2 separate regions of the Mus musculus genome follow, and region 1 is linked to region 2. Evidence: chromatin loops called from intact Hi-C (ENCODE). Cell type or tissue: left cerebral cortex. All regions are shown on one strand.

Region 1 (8,000 bases), 520 kb before region 2:
TACAGAGTAAGACTCTATCTATAAATAAATAAGCCTGGACCTTAAAAAATCTGTGCAGAAAAATATAAGTACAGCTAGACACAGCCTGTGCTGGCCAAGATGGCCTCAAACTTGCTGCATAACCAAGGCTGACCTTGAACTCCTGAATCTCCTGACTCCACCTCTCCGTGGGGCTTACAGACATTTGAGTTCCTGGTTCATGCACTCCTGTGAATGCACGCCTGCTGGGCAAGCACTCTGAGCTATCTTACAGATGCTCGGATGAGTCTCCAAGCACCTTGATCAACTGTGAGCTGTTTCCATCAAATCTAGCTTGACAGCATTACCAGCTGGCAAGGCTATCTTTAATCTTCTCACCCTTGACTATCTTGCAAGAAGTAAAGACTTCCTCTTGCCCCTTGGGCCATCCTGTTTTCTCCGGCTATATCTGAATTAACAGCAAAACATCCTGCATGGGACTATAATTACTTATGCAAGAAAGCCCTACAGAGAGTGAATGTACTTAAAGCCTCTGTGCATTTGCTTGTTTGTCTCCAAGTTCTGTCGAGTTGGCTGCTCTGGGTTGATTGGTATAAATACTCTGCTTGTGCCCGGTTTTCATAACTCCTGTGACCTTGACATTCAGGGAAGAGAGCCTCAATCCTTTTCAAAGTTTCTGTTATATTATACTCCCTATCTCAGAGCCATTCCTTCAGGGTCATCTTTGCCAACTCACCTACAAAAGCTAAAATATAACCAAGTGCGTACTTTTCCGGTCAACCATCATTTTAGCAGTAATTCAGGGACAAGATTCTGCGTATGGCCTCAAGGAGGCGCTCACGGCCCGCAAAGCAGAGAAAGGCCCACCCCGCAGTCCCTGCCTTTGCAAACTACCTCCAAGCAGCTAAACACCGAAGTGCACCTTGGGAGAACCTGAAGGATGTTGGGTTAAAAGAATTAAATCAGTCACAGGGGCAAATTCTACATGACTCCTCTCATACGAGATCCCCAGGGCAGTGAAGTTCATAGAGAGGAAGTAGAATGTAATGACCAAGGAAAAGGAAAGGGAGAATTAGTTGTGGTTTGTGTATAATTTTTTTTTGCTTTGTTTTGTTTTTTGTTTGGGGGTTTTCCTGTTTGTTTGTTTGGTTGGTTGGTTTTGTGGCCCTGGCCTTCCTGGAACTTACTATGTAGACCAGGCTGATCACAGAGCTCCATCTGCATCTGCCTCCTGAGCTCTGGCATTAAAGGCTTGGTGCCATCATGAGTGGTGTGTGTATTTCATTTTTAATTTTAATTGTTCTATGTATGAGTGGAAGTGCACACTCATGCCAGGGTGTATTGGGTAGAGGTAAGAGAAAAACGTTTTGAAGGCTGCTCTCTCCTTCTGTTGTGTGGGTAACAAGGATGAACGCAGGTCATAGAACTTGCACAGCAAGTGCCTGCAAGTGCCTTTATCCTCTGGGCCATCTCACAAGTCTGGGGATTGATTTAAAGGGCAGGCGAGGCATTCCAGTTTTATAACTGGAATTTTATAACTGGAACAAGGATTGAGGATTTCTTCCCTGAAGGTCAAGGTCATGGGAGCTATGAAAACCCAGCTCAGATGGAGCAGATTTACCCATCACACGGCTCCGCGGATGCTAATGCTAAGTATGGCAGCAACTACCTGTAACCGATGGGAATCTGAGGCTAGTCTGGCTACATGAAAGATCCCTCTCCCCTTCCCCTCCTCCTCCTCTCTTCCCCCTCCCTGCTCCGCCCCCCACCCCCGCACGCATGCACGGTGCTCCGCGTGAATGTACTCTATGCCACCACTGGACTGAGCACTGGGTGAAGACGATAGTGCCTTCTTTATCCCATGACCAACAGGAAATCCTCTCAGCTCTACACTCACAGCAGAGTCTGGCTGGGTGTGATCACTTTGCCCAGCCCCCATCACACCGCCAGGCACGTCTGCCCTGCCACTCTGCCCTCTGCTCCCGCCCTGTACAACAGTGTCCTCCTTCCCTCCCCCGCACCACACCACGCCTTATAAGACACACCACGCCTTATAAGACACCTCATGGTTACTATTGTCGCTCACTCTCTATGTTTCCCTTGGTTTGGACCAGGCTGGCTCCTTCACTCCACATACACAAGCACTGCAGGTCACCTCAGCTGAGTGCCCTTCCTGTCTGCTGACCTCTGGTTGGCCAAAGCAGGCTCTAGTTCAGGGTATATTATGTACAGCTACGATGATGAATTGGGGTCTTCTTACCTCCTACCTGGCCCATCAGGGTCCTCTCTCATCTCATTGGCCTATAGATACAACACCTGGGTGGCTTTCTCCTCCTAAAATGCTGAATAAACACCCTAGCTAGAGAATAAAGACAGGTTAACCCCAGGAGAGACAGGCAGTTTCTGATCCTGACCTTTCAGGAACTGGACAATTAGACCTGTGCCAGTCGGGTGAGCATTTGTTTATTTGTTTGCCGGTTACTCTTTACTTATTTAATAGATTTACTTGTTCATAGATTTATTTCTTGTGTTATTTTATGCTTATGTGTATTTTGCCTGCATGTATATGTATGCACCACATATGTACCTGGTGCCTGTGGAGGTCAGAAAAGGGTATTAGATTCCCTGGAACTGGAACTACAGCCAGTTATGAGCCTCTGTGTGGGTGTTGGGAACAGAACCCGGGTCTTTTGCACGAGCAGCAAAGACTCTACACTGCTGAGCCATCTCTCCAGGCACTCACCTGAGCTACCTTGGAAGTCACACAGGAAAGTATGGAGGGTTTGGGTTTTGTTCTGTAGACTGGGTCTCACCAAGCCCCGTCTGGTGTCAAAATCACTATGTAACTGAGGGTAACTTTGAACTTCTAATTCTCCTACCTTCACAGGAAGTGCTGGTTTTTCAGCACCATGCCCAGTTTATTTGACACTACAGACATAAACCAGGCTTCAAGCGTGTGAGGAAAGTGTTCTACCTACTAAGCTACAGCCCCAGCTCCCTACTATTGGTTTTGGTTTTGGGTGTTGTGTTGTGTCGTTTTGTTTTGTTTTGTTTTGAAACAGAATCTCACTACATAGCCCGAGCTAATTACAGGGCCCGGGTGGGGGGGAGGGGAGGGGGACAAGACCAACTGTGTTTGAATATAGTTTATCCTTCCGCAGAACCCATGTTGGAAGTCTGGCCTCCACTGTGGCTATGTGAGAATGGAACCTTTAAGAGTTTTCTTGGGCTGGAGAAAAGGCTCAGAGGTCAAGAGCACTGACTGCTCTTCTTGAGGACCTGGATTCAGTTCCCAGCACTCATACAGTGGCATACAACTGTCTGTAACTCCAGCCATAGTACCCTCTTCTGGTCCAGTACCCTCTTCTGGCCATTGCTGGTACTGCATGCAAGTGATCAGGGCAAAAAACAAAACAAAACAAAACGTAAAACTGAAATAAGTAAATCTTTAGAAAGAAACCCAAACCCAAAAATCTCTAGAAAGAAAGGGATGAAGGGGGGGATGGAGAGAGGGAGGAATGGAGGGAGAGAGAGAGGGAGGGAGGGAAAGAGAGAGGGAGGGAGGGAGGGAGGGAGGGAGGGAGGGAGGGAGGGAGGAAGAGAGCTGGGTCCTTGTGGAAGGTGAGTAGCTCACTGGGACTTCATCCTGTGACGGGATTGATTGTTGATGGAGCGAGCTGGAAAGTCTAGGTGGCATTCTGGTTCCCACTTCACCCTCTAAGTGTCCTGCTCATGCTGATACCAAACAACACAGCCAAGGAAGCTGAAATGAGGGCACCGTGCCATCTTAGTCTTTCAGCCTATAAAGCAGTAAGCTAGACAAACCTTTTTTCTTTGTAAAGGACCCAGCTTCAGGTAATTTGTTAGAATTAAGGAAAGTGAATAAACAGGAATCTACAAACACTTCCCTTGAGGCCTTCCTTGCCCTTTTAATTGGTCCTATCTGCCTGAACCCCTACTGGCCTAGCCTGCCTAGGATCAGACCTACTACCTCCTACAGCCCCCAGTCCCAAGTCCTTACTAGGGTGACCACCCCCCTCCCAGGCAACTATTATAGCTCTGATATAGCTCTTAACTAGACCAGCACTGATAAGAGACACTTTGGACCCTCCATTTAATTTGAAAGATTGCTGGAAATAGCTTGTTTCCCAAACGGAAATAGTCTTTGACTCCATAGATTTTTGTCATCTCCAGTTATAAAGATCCAGGAAAAATCAGGAAGGTAAGAGGGGCTGGAATGTGACTCAGTCGGTAGGGGGCTCACCTAGCAGAAAAGAGGCCCTGGGTCCAATCTGCAGCACTCCATAAACTGAGTTTGGTGGGTCACACCTGTATCCTAACGTAAAGCTGGAGGATCAGAAGTTCAGGGCCATCTATGGTTACATAGTGAGTTCAAGGCTAGCCTGGGCTAGCTAAAACATTATTAGAGAGAAGAGAGAGACAGAGAGAGTGAAAGAAGGAAGGAAGGACGGAGGGGAGGGTGGGGGTGGGGGAGGGGTAATAAGTGACATTGCAGAAATGCCCTGTGTCTAAAAAGAATGTGGCAGATATTATAGCATGAGTCACGGAGACTTCAGACATTCAAGATGGTGTAAAACACAGAGGGACGGAAACAAATCCCAGTTTGGGAAGGAAAATTACTTCCGAGGCCGGTGTCAGTTGAGAACCCAGCCATGTGAACATTTTCCATTCTCTTCTGCCCTCAGGTGAGGCAGGAAGGCACAAGGGCAGCATTCCAGGTGAAGAGCAGAGAGGAAGACAAGGTGTGTCCATGAGCACAGGTGAAACTTTCTCTCGGCATTCATTAACCTTAGGGTTTCTCTCTTTCTCTCTCTCTCTCTCTCTCTCTCTTTTTCTTTCATTTTCTTTTTCTTTTTTACCTTTTTGGTTTTTCTGGATAGGATTTCTCTGTGTAGCCTTGGCTGTCTTGGAACTCACTCTGGAGTCTGGCCTCAAATTTATTGAGATCCTCTGTCTCTGTCTCCTGAGTGCTGAGATTAAAGGCATGAGCCACCAGGGTTTTGGGGATTTGTTTTGGTGGTGATGTATTTTTTTAAAAGATTTATTTATTTATATGCGTACACTGTAGCTGTCTTCAGACACATCAGAAGAGTGCATCGGACCCCATTATAGAGGGTTGTGAGCCACCATGTGGTCACTGGGAATTGAACTCAGGACCTCTGGAAGAGCGGTCAGTGCTCTTAACTGCTGAGCCATCTCTCCAGCCCGGTGGTGATGTATTTAAAGCAGGGTCTCAGTAGTTCAGGCTGGCCTCAAACTAGCTGTGTGCCCAAGGATGGCCTTGAATTTCTGACCTTCTGACCTCCACCTCTCCAACAGAGAGCCTATCATCGGCTATGACTGCACACTCTGGGAACCAGATCCAGGGTTTCAGGCATGCTAGGGAAGTGTCTTACCAACTGAGCTTATCAGGTTTTCCCACCCCCACAATCCTACTCTGGGCTCTAACTTGTGACAATCCTCCTGAATGCTGTGACTCCAGGTATGAGCCTTCATACCCAACTTCATTGTGTTTGAATATGGAGACAACTGTCCATCTCTTTTTTTTTTAAAGGTATGTTTTCTAATATTTATTTATTTATTTATTTATTATATGTAAGTACACTGTAGCTGTCTTCAGACACTCCAGAAGAGGGCATCAGATCTCATTACGGATGGTTGTGAGCCACCATGTGGTTGCTGGGATTTGAACTCAGGACCTTTGGAAGAGCAGTCAGTGCTCCTAACTGCTGAGCCATCTCACCAGCCCTGTCCATCTCTCAAGGGGGAGAATGGACTAGATCTCTTTGTGTCTCTCTGCATAATCAGAGCCCAGTCGTTCAGTGGAGGGCAGTCAAGTCAGCAAAGAGCTAGAAAGGGCAGTTTGTGTCAGAAATCCTGGAGTCACACCCGACTCTGTGCTCGTCTGTAACCTTGGGAAGCCATTTCCCCTTAGACTCTGCACCTGCAAAGCTAGGCTGTCGACTGCTGGCCTCATAGTGCCTTTGGCAGCATTGACGAAGGACAGTGTTCACTGAGGTGGATCCTAACTGCAAGTGTTAGTAAATGTGTGCTGAAGGAGACTGACCTGTATGTCAGGGGCCAGTCACTTCCCACAGTATCACTATGCCTTTAGAAATCTCTGATCAAAACCATCTGGAACCAGGTCAGGCTCAATTGATAGAATGCCTGCCTGGTATGTACAAAGTCCTCTGTTCCATCCCCTGTGCCAGTAACCAAACATATTGGTGCACCCTTGTAATCAATCCCAACACTTGGGAGGCTGAGCCAGGAGGACTTCTGTGAGTTGAGGCCAGCCTGGATTAGCCTGGACGACTTCCTTCCAGACCAGCCAGAGCTACATGGTAAGACTTCTGACCCAATAAAATAAAAGAATAGAAATACTCCCATATATTTACAATGGCTTAAGTATTTCTTTAGACACTTAAAAAAAAAAAGTTTGTTTCGTAATTACTGGCTGGTCACTTGATCCCCCACCTGCACCCTCTGTAAGGAGCAGATCTGAGATCCCACCAGGTTCTCCCGCTGAACATTTAAATCACCAAGGAAACATTAACAACTGACTCTGAGCCCCACCCCCAGACATTCCAATATAATTGGCCTGGGGTGTGGCTGAACTCTGGGATTTATTTAAAAGCTCCCTGCAGTGAGTCTAGCCAAATAGTCCTCTCAGTGGCACTGCCAGGGCTTCCCGTCCCTCATACCCAGGACCCACCCACAGCCACGTAGTCCTCCACAGTTGTTCCTCCAGCTGCTCTCTGTGTGCCTGGGATAGCCCATGACCCCAGTTCCTGCCCTGAAGGATTCAGAAAGGCAAACAAGCCTGTCTTCAAATCAGGTCACAAACACACCTTGACTCACTCACCTTCCTGACTTCCTGGGTTCCTAATCTGGTTTATGGTTTACTGATAACATCCTGGAAGGAGAACCAGTTTCAGACTCGCCTTGACCTCCTGGCACCTTGACTGCTGCTTTAGTTTCTATTCTGGTCTTCGCCTCCAACCAGCCAGCCATCTTTGATCAGTCCGTCCTTGGCTGTCAGTGCTTACTATCCAGGCTGTCCCCAGGATGGCCTCCAGCCTTGGAACATAGCAGCCTGAACCATGCACCTTGCCAGCCTAAGCCCCAGTCCCACCCCAGCCTCCACCGTCCCGTCCCATCGGTGCCTATTACGGTCATCATATCCAGTTTCTGTTCTAATAAGGAAGTTGATAGCATTCACAAGAGTGAAGGGAGGGAACTGGGATAAATCCAAGAAAATGGAAGGCGGGCTTACCATAGCCCACACGTGGTCATGTGTGTGTGTGTGTGTGTGTGTGTGTGTGTGTGTAAGATGTAAGAGGGAGGATAAATTTATGCAGTTAGCTCGTCACACCTTCACATGGGTTTCTGGGATCAAACTCAGTTTGGCCAGGCCTTTGCCAGTGGAGCATCTTGCTGCCATTCTCATTGTTTCTTTAAGATAAGTCTCTGAGAAGTGGAATTACCAGATTGAAACTAATAAACAAGTGTAAGACTCCTCTGGAGAGTAAATATAGGATTCTCTCTAAAAGAGTTACACAAGCATCTACCTCTACCAGAATGAGTGAGGGTCTCCTTTTCATGGTGGTTGTGTTACAAGTTCAGTGCCAAATGTTTCACAATGTAGGAGAACCCTCCCCTCCCCCAAGATACTGGGGAGCCCTAAGTTATATTGAAGAATGTGGAAGACCATGGGACAAATACAAACCCTACATAGTGACTAAAATATAGGGCTGAAAACAAGCGTGCCTTTAGTTTCCCATGGAGAGTGCCTAGATAGTCCGTTGTCCATGTCCACAGCTGCGGATGTTGGCTCTCTGGCTCCTCCCCAGTAATAGATTGCCCACTGCTACTGCCACTGGGTAAGATATGACCCAAGGACACAGCTCCAAAGGCCTTCCAACTGCAAGTGTTAGCTGTCAGTCTTTGACTTTGCCTGTGGACTCACTAGCTACCTTTGTTTGTACTCGGATAGCATT
Region 2 (8,000 bases):
TGGTTTACAGTGTCAGAGGTTCAGTCCCTATCATCATGGTGGGAAGCATGGCAGCTCGAAGGCACACTTAGTGCTTGAGGAGACAAGAGTTCTACATCTTGATTGGAAGGCAACCAGGAAGAGATTATCTTCTATAGGCAGCCAGGAGGAGGGTCTCCACCCACACTGGGTGGAGGCTGAGCATAGGAAGTCTCAAAGCCCATCCCCACAGTGACACACTTCCTCCAGTAAGGCCACGCCTACTCTAACAAGGCCACACCTCCTAATAGTATCACTTCCTATGGGCCAAGCATATTAAAATCATCAAAGCATGGATACTTAGTTCATTTTTCTGGGCTTCTTCATGGCCGGAGGTTGGCAGGAGGAGATTCTTCATGTTGATAGGAAACAGAGAAAAAGAGATTAACCACATACATGTATGTGGTAAACATACGTTCGGAGGAGTATGCTTTAAGAATGAGGCCAGAGGAAAATGCTGGGTGTCCTGTTCTGTCACTATTCCTCAAGACATAGCCTCTCTCACTAGAACCTAGAACTAGGTTGGTAACCAGCAAGCTCCAGCAATCCTCTCTCTGAGCCCCGCCTCTCAAGCACTGGGTTACAGTCACGCACAGCTTTCTTGGTGGATGCTGGGGTTTTGAACTCAGATCGTCACGCTTACCGGTGAGCCATCTCCCCAGCCCTGAGATTAACCAATTTAAGGATGCAGCTCTACCATACTGGTATGTTCACTGTGCTGTATAACCATCACGTTTTTCTAGAACTTCATCTCCTCAAATCCTTATCCATTCGACACTAACTCTGTATTTCTTCTGCCACAGCTCCTGGCAACCAGCATTCTGTCTTCTAGTTCCATCAACCTATTTACTCTAAGGACCTTGTTCAAGTAGAGACATACATTATTTATCCTTTGGAATTGGCTCACATCACGCAGCATGGTATCTATCTTACTCTTCATCTGTCTGGGTTCTCGAATTTCCTTCCTTGCCCACTGTGATTTTGTTATAGCTTGACCCTGATTGCCAGACACCCTTAATACTTATGTCTGGTGTCAGCTTTTCCAGATGTCTTCTCCCACCCCTGCAACTAACAGATGAGACATAAAGCCCTGTCACTGTGGCCTGGCCCATCACCACACCGCCCATCCCCATGGCAAATATATGCTGCAGTACCACACTGTCTGGGTTGATATACCTTCCTAGGTTAGCTCCAGATGCTGACGTTTAAATTATCTCTGCATTTCCAGCCCTAGCACCATAGGATGTCTACTGAACAGGATCTGTGTATGAATAACTAGGGTGGTGTTCTGTCATTACAAAACAGACTGGAACAATCCCCGAGTAATGAAGTCACTCAGAATAACCATTAAGGTAGGTTCCTGCTTTACAAAGATTTAGAACCCAAACTGTTAGTCAACTCCTCTCCTTGAGTAGAGGTAATTCAGTAACCATTTAGAAGCATTGGGGGCGGGGGAGGCTGGGCATGGTGACACCCACACTTTTAACCCCAGCACTTGGGAGGCAGAGGCAGGTGGATCTCTGTGAGTTTGAGGCCAGGCTATCTAGTGAGTTTCTGGAAAGCCAGGACTACATAGAGAGACACTCTCTCAAAAGAAGAAATGAATACTTAAAAAAAAAAAAAAGACTTTTTTGTTGTTGTTGTTTTGATCATCAAGTCAAGAATTCTAGCAACCAAGAAAAGGAATGTGTGTTAGTTATTTACATTTTAGGTTTGGAAGACACAGTGAAGATGGTTTTCATATTTCAGCCTTCTTGGTGGCAGAAATGTCTGAGAACCAAGTTTGCCTGATTTACCGCCCACAGCCTCCCACCAAGAGACTCATTTGCTGGTTAGGATTGTGTTCACCTGGATTATCACCTTTTCGATATAGTTTTTCTAATTATAAACATTACTAAGCAATAAGAAATTTCTTAGAGTTTAAGTAAAAGCAAATCAACTGGCTTATGAAAATGGATGTGTAACAGGATAAAACAAGCCTTTCAATTACAATTTATGGAGCTGGAGGGATGGGTCGGGGGTTAAGAGCACATTTTATTCTAAGAGAGGATGGGAGTTCTAGAAGTCCCTAGCATACCCACAGCGACTCACTACCATCCCTAACTGTAGGGATCCGATTTCCTCTGCTGGCCTTCAGGCACACACACAGTGAATGTACATACATACACGCAGGCTCATACACAAGGAAAAAAACTAAAACATGATTGGAAACAGGGGTCTGAGGAAGAACCTTAATGGGCATTTCGACCTGAAGCCTCCAAGTTGTGACATTCCCAAGGAAACAGAAAATAAGAAAGGAGACTTACAGGACTAAGTCCAAGAGGAGTAGGAACAGGCTGAGGGGGCAGACACGCTCAAGTCCAAACCGCCAGGCATTTCAGTGCTTCCTAGCTACCGAACCGTACTTTTTGCAAAGTTCTAACTATGAACTCGAAAACTAAGACACTCCGGATCAATGAGGGGCTGGGCCCCCCAGGGGCCATCCTGAGTGGCATTCAGGGCTTCTGGGACATCAGGGCCTCAGCGGCTCAGCTCAAGGGACAGCACCTTCTGAGGAGTGGCAGCTGCCACTCATCCCTGCCCGCAGTGCGCGCCCTCGAATCCACGGTTCTAATTTCCCACCAGCCACCTGCGCCCGAGAGTCACGTCCATTCCCACGAGAGGGACAGCTTGGAGCTGAACAAAACACCACAATGGATCCCAGACGCCCCGAGTTGGTGTCCCGAGACCTTGGAAATGCAAAGAAAACTACAGATCCCGCAGTCACGCCCGCACCGCTCCAGGACATCCCGCCCTCAAGATATGAACCTCCAGAGCCCCTACCTCGCCACAACACCGGGAGCCGAGGTCTGCAACACCCATGGACCTCCACATTCGCAGAACTCTTGGTCCGGCCCCGCCCCCGACAGTAGACCACGCCCCTCCATGCCTTTATCAGCTAGGCCCCGCCCCGAAGTCCAGGTCCCGCCCCCACAGCCAAGTCCCACCCCGCAAACTCGCCCAAACCCTCTCAATAGACCACGCCCCATAATATAGGCCCCGCCCAAACGTTCAGGTCGCACCCTTGATGGGGATGCCCCGCTCCGCAGTTTGAGGTTCTGCCGCACAGGCGCAGCAGCAACTCTGACTGGCCCGCCTACCTTGCTTGAAGCCCGGTGCATTGTGGGACACTCAGGCCAATGTCGGGCCTGTGCTGACCCCTGGCGGGCGCTTCTGTAACGGCAGCCGGAGTGCAGCTGCGGGCTCGGACCCTGGGGACCTGGGCTGGTTGCCAGTTGTTCATTAAAATATCTAAATAAAATGGAAACCTGTAAATCAACTGGAGCCCCTTCCCTCCGAGAAACACAAACGAAAACTAAAACACCGACGGCAATAGAAAATCTACTGAAACCAGAGAAAAACAGTTGAAAACGAGAAGTGATGTCAAGATGACAAAGAAGCGTGTAGTATCTACCCAGTGAAAGCACAGATCAGCCGAGTCCTAGACACTTATGAAATGCTATTGCAATGGGGCACAAAAAATTAAAAGCGCCCAGGATAGCCATTTAATATGCCTTACATTTCTCTTTCTTTTCCTTCCTTCCTTCCTTCCTTCCTTCCTTCCTTCCTTTTTCCTGGCTTTTTGAAAAGGGTCTTTATGTACCCTAAGCCAGTCTTGAACTACCCTCTGCCTCAGTCTCTCAAAGTCCTGGGATTCCAGGAGCATAGCGCTATATCCACCCATCCTTTAATGTATTATTAAATAATTTCTAAATGTTTCTAGAATGTTGGAACTAGTTCTAATTTCCTACGGCACAGCAGGATTTCAGTTTCCCCACACAGTGGGGTTTTGTTGTTTGTTTTGTTTTGAAACAAGGTCTCGGTCTCTCAGTCTCTCTCTCTCTCTCTCTCTCTCTCTCTCTCTCTCTCTCTCTCTCTCTCTCTCTCTCTCTCTCTCTCTCCATAGCCTGCCTGCCTCTGCCTCTAAGGGCTGGGATCAAAGGCATGTACCACCAGGCCCAGGTCATCTCAGTGATTTAAGATACCAATACACAAAAAAGTCTCTGAGGTCTTAGAGAACCGTAACAATTAGCTTGTCTGCAAATCATGGCAGAGTATCAGAAGGAAACTATTTCTTTGGGAGTGTGTTAGCTTGGTAGACTTCTCAAAGAGCTCAGACAGGAGCACACTCCAGAGGCCAGCAGTCTATGAGTAGAGACTCACCCCAGCAAAGTGGGCTCCAGTGCTGAAAGCTGAGAGGGAGGAATCTGTGCCCACCCCTCTTCCTGGGCTTACAGACAACATCTTCCTGGTTACAGTGGTTCCCACTGACATGCCTGCATCCCTGCTTATAGGACCAGTCATCTTTGGTAAGGGGTTTGCTCTGTTCCAACATACTCTCATCCTAAACAAACTGAGTCTACAATGACCCAACTTAAATCAGATTTCCTCTGTGGTATCGGGGGTGTAAAACTTCAACACATAAAGGGAGAGAGAATGACGACGCAACCCAAAACTGGGAGTAAACACTGGAAACTCACAGCATAATCTTAGGAAATTCCTATAAAAACAAATGGATGGCAGAAAGGCTGTAATATTATAATACATACATATACACATATATGTATATGCATATATATATGTAATATTATGTATGTATATAAGCAAATAATATTAATATAATTTAAGCACAGTAAGACCAAACTAATTGCTCTCTTCTTCCTGCCTGTAACACCTTCCTTGCCTTTCAAGATAAGCCTGGCACTGTGGTTGAGCTAAGCTAGCCCTAGAGACTTGGGAAACCTGCACAGTGTGTATTTGATGTGCCCGGACACTGTCCAAATGCCTGGTCTGGGGGAAGGGCCCATTTCTTGTATTTGAACCTCAGAGTCTTGGGCAGAGAGAATATGGCAAGGCCTCCTACTGACGAATTCCAAGTTCAGGGGTGGCGGTTTGACCAAAGTCCCCAGGTAGGAGAGGATGTCTCACAGGTACAAAATCTCTTCCACAGCTGAGCCATGTCTCTCAGGTAGCCCAACTATACAAACCATACCACTGTGAGAAGCTTTGGACTGTCTGGGAGAAACAAAGTCTTGCATAGCATGCCAGAGCTGTGTTTTCTTACCAGAATCTGGGAGAACCCAAAACCCAGCACACAGAAGCTCTAGTTTGCAGTGTGCATGGAAGTCTATGCCATAAACATTCCTGGTCGATTTCAGCCTACCCACAAGAGGACACAGAGCGCAGTATCAGGAACTTTAACACGCCATCGAGAGAGTGACTGACTTACCAGTGATCCTCTAAGCACCAGCCACATTCGGGAGCCCTGAAGTCAAAAGCAGAAGCCACTGCTCTTGTGACTTAGGCACAGAGTTCAATTGGGCAGCGGTGCTGGCAGGGAGCTGTGAACGGCGGGCAGCCAGTGAGAAGCAGGTCTCAGTGAGACACAGGACAGCAAGACAGCAGGGCGTCTGAAAGGAGCCTGAGAGCAGCTACCAGGAGATGGTGCTTGCCTCCAGCGCTCACTCGGGACTTGTACTCTGGCCAAGTGGAATCAATAGTGAGGTAATTCAGCTTTTTCCCAGATTGAGGGCAACGCTTTCCTTCAGCTTCCAATCCCTGAGGAGAAAGTGCTGGGAACACAGGTGGCCAGGGCAGCATGCCCAGTGCTCACACAGGTGACTGTCATCACTGCGCTCGTGGCCACCTCAGGGCTTTCTCCTGTTTCTCCACCTGGACCCAAGATCACTCACATGGGCTCCTTTACAGCAGACGGCATTTGTACTACGCAGGTCACAAGACCTAGAATTGGGTGGATCTCCTTTTACTTTCATGGCTCCTAAAGAGGCCCCATGGACCCTAGAACTAAGGCCCCCTCGTCCAGCCCAGTCCTTGAACAGTCCTGGGAGACTTGTCTCAAGTGCATGTGCGCATCTGACACATGCCCGAGTGACTTCCCCCACAGATGAGATCCTGAGATGTTTCTTCCTGCTTGGAACCTTCCCTGGGTGATCTGATGCCCACTGGGTTCTCCAGCTGTGTCTGCTGTGCTGACCTTCCCCCACCCCACCCCATCCCACCTCACACCACCCCACCCCACCCCACACCACACCACCCCACCCCACACCACCCCACCCCACCCCACCCCACACTTGGAAATTCGAATAATATTTTCCTCGCTTCCCCATTTGGATACCAATACCAGGAATCTTGAGATTCAGCACTGCGGCCTGGATAACTTCTATGTGTCCTTCAGAACCCTTTGTAAAGCTCAGTATGGTGCACACCTGAAATCCTGGCACTTGGGAGGCAGAAGTAGGAAGATCAGGGGTTCAAGACTTGTCTGAGTTACATGAGATCCTGTCAAAAGGAAAGATGGGGAGGAAGAAAGAGGGAAGAGAAGAATAGAGAAAGGACAAAGTAAGGAAAGAGAATTTTGGAAAAGAAAAAAAAACTTCATAAATAGCCAGGTATGGTGTATGGTGTTACAAACATGCTTTTTAATCCCAGCACTCAGGAGGTAGAGGCAGGCAGATATTTGTGAATTTGAGGCCATCCTGGTCTATATAGTCAGCTCCAGACTAGTTAGTGATACTATGTTAGTAGCAATGTTACTCTGTCTCAAGAAAAAGAAATCCTCATAATTAATATACAAAATGTGGTAAAATACGAGCCCCAGTCTACACCTCCCAACTGAGCCCATGGGTATTGTCATACTGCTCCCTGTTCTGCAGGCATTATGGCTGTCTTACCACAGCAGGAAGACCGATGGTAACAGAGCCTGAAGCCACCGATTTGGAGGCCCCAGGAACTGGGAAGTGACAGAAAGTTGCGTTCAGCACAAAGATAGTAAAATTAGATATATACGTTCAGCACAAGGGTAGTAAAACTCGATATATACTTGATACACAAATATATGTGCCCGTGGGGCCATTCTCAGGAGGTAACACTACAGCTGGCCGTGTGGCATCACACATGGACCCACTGATAGGAAAGAGTTGGAAAGGCACAAAGACAGATAGGTGGGTAGATGAGAGATTAGAATGAGTGACCAACCAGAGCTTGCTTGCTTGCCAGTCACCAACTGAGCACTCGGCAGAACTTTGCCAAAGCCATTAAATCACTGCGTTAAGTAATAATCATAAATGTGCTTCAAGAATGATGAAATGAGGGGGCTGGAGAGATGGCTCAGCTGTTAAGAGCATTGGCTGCTCTTTCTAGAGGTCTTGAGTTCAATTCCCAGCAACCACATGGTGGCTCACAACCATCTGTAATGGGATCCACTGCCCTCTTCTGGTGTGTATGAAGACAGCTGCAGTGTACTCATATACATTAAATAAATAAATAAATCTGAAAGAAAGAAAGAAAGAAAGAAAGAAAGAAAGAAAGAAAGAAAGGAAGAAAGAAAGAGATGAAATGAGACCTGAGGAGATGCCTCACTGAGTGTGACACGAAAGCAAGATGACCTGAGCTCAAATCCTCAGTAACACACACACACACACACACACACACACACACACACTCGGGCAGAGCAGGGCATCCTGGGGGCTCGATGGCCAGGCAGTCTAGCCAAACTGGCAAGCTTTGGGTTCAGCCAGAAATGATCTACAGATGCACAAGGCAGAGGGCAATTGAGGAAGACAGCTGACGTCATCCCCTAGCCGCCACACGCACACACACAGGCGCACCCCCACCCCGTGTGAGCACCCCTACACACATCCACAGAAGATGAAACACTGAGATGCCAGCATGCGATTCCATTTCATGCTTCACATGAACATAAATAGACTATAGAATACCAACAAGGACCCCATTGAGCGCAGAGAAATGCCATGACCTAACCTGAATTTGGTCAGAACCAGCTTGTCGCTGTGAGTCTGCCCCGAAGAACAGTCACTTGAAAGCCTTCTTTGATTTCCTTTCCCTGTGCCAAAGCCCCAAGGCCCTGAACTGGATTTTGTCACTTTGTCTGGGTGGTGACATTCAATTTGTAGGCTCACAAG

What was found. A loop is a pair of places that touch in the nucleus more often than their neighbours do. Peaks named below come from ENCODE experiments on the same cell type or tissue, not always from the same donor. Only the 100,000 strongest peaks of a DNase experiment are listed, where the experiment ranks them.
Region 1: it touches region 2 in a loop (3-fold over the local background); 11 of 42 quality-filtered maps call a loop at or near these places.

The regions. Positions count from the first base shown.
Region 1 is chr14:64,626,394-64,634,393 of GRCm38, forward strand. Gm36924 (a long non-coding RNA gene) reads left to right here. Exons shown (of 3, transcript XR_383509.2): 2 at 4,686-4,742. Among named protein-coding and RNA genes, the nearest start is that of Gm36924, 5.8 kb to the left of the region's middle. In left cerebral cortex, CTCF peaks have their summits at 807 (motif pointing right) and 3,351 (motif pointing left); a DNase peak (open chromatin) is centred at 825; H3K27ac peaks cover 537 bases.
Region 2 is chr14:65,146,969-65,154,968 of GRCm38, forward strand. It overlaps a transcript of Extl3 not described here. Among named protein-coding and RNA genes, the nearest start is that of Gm41177, 21 kb to the right of the region's middle. In left cerebral cortex, CTCF peaks have their summits at 2,146 and 3,229 (motif pointing left); DNase peaks (open chromatin) are centred at 2,391 and 3,109; H3K4me3 peaks cover 1,782 bases; H3K27ac peaks cover 1,031 bases.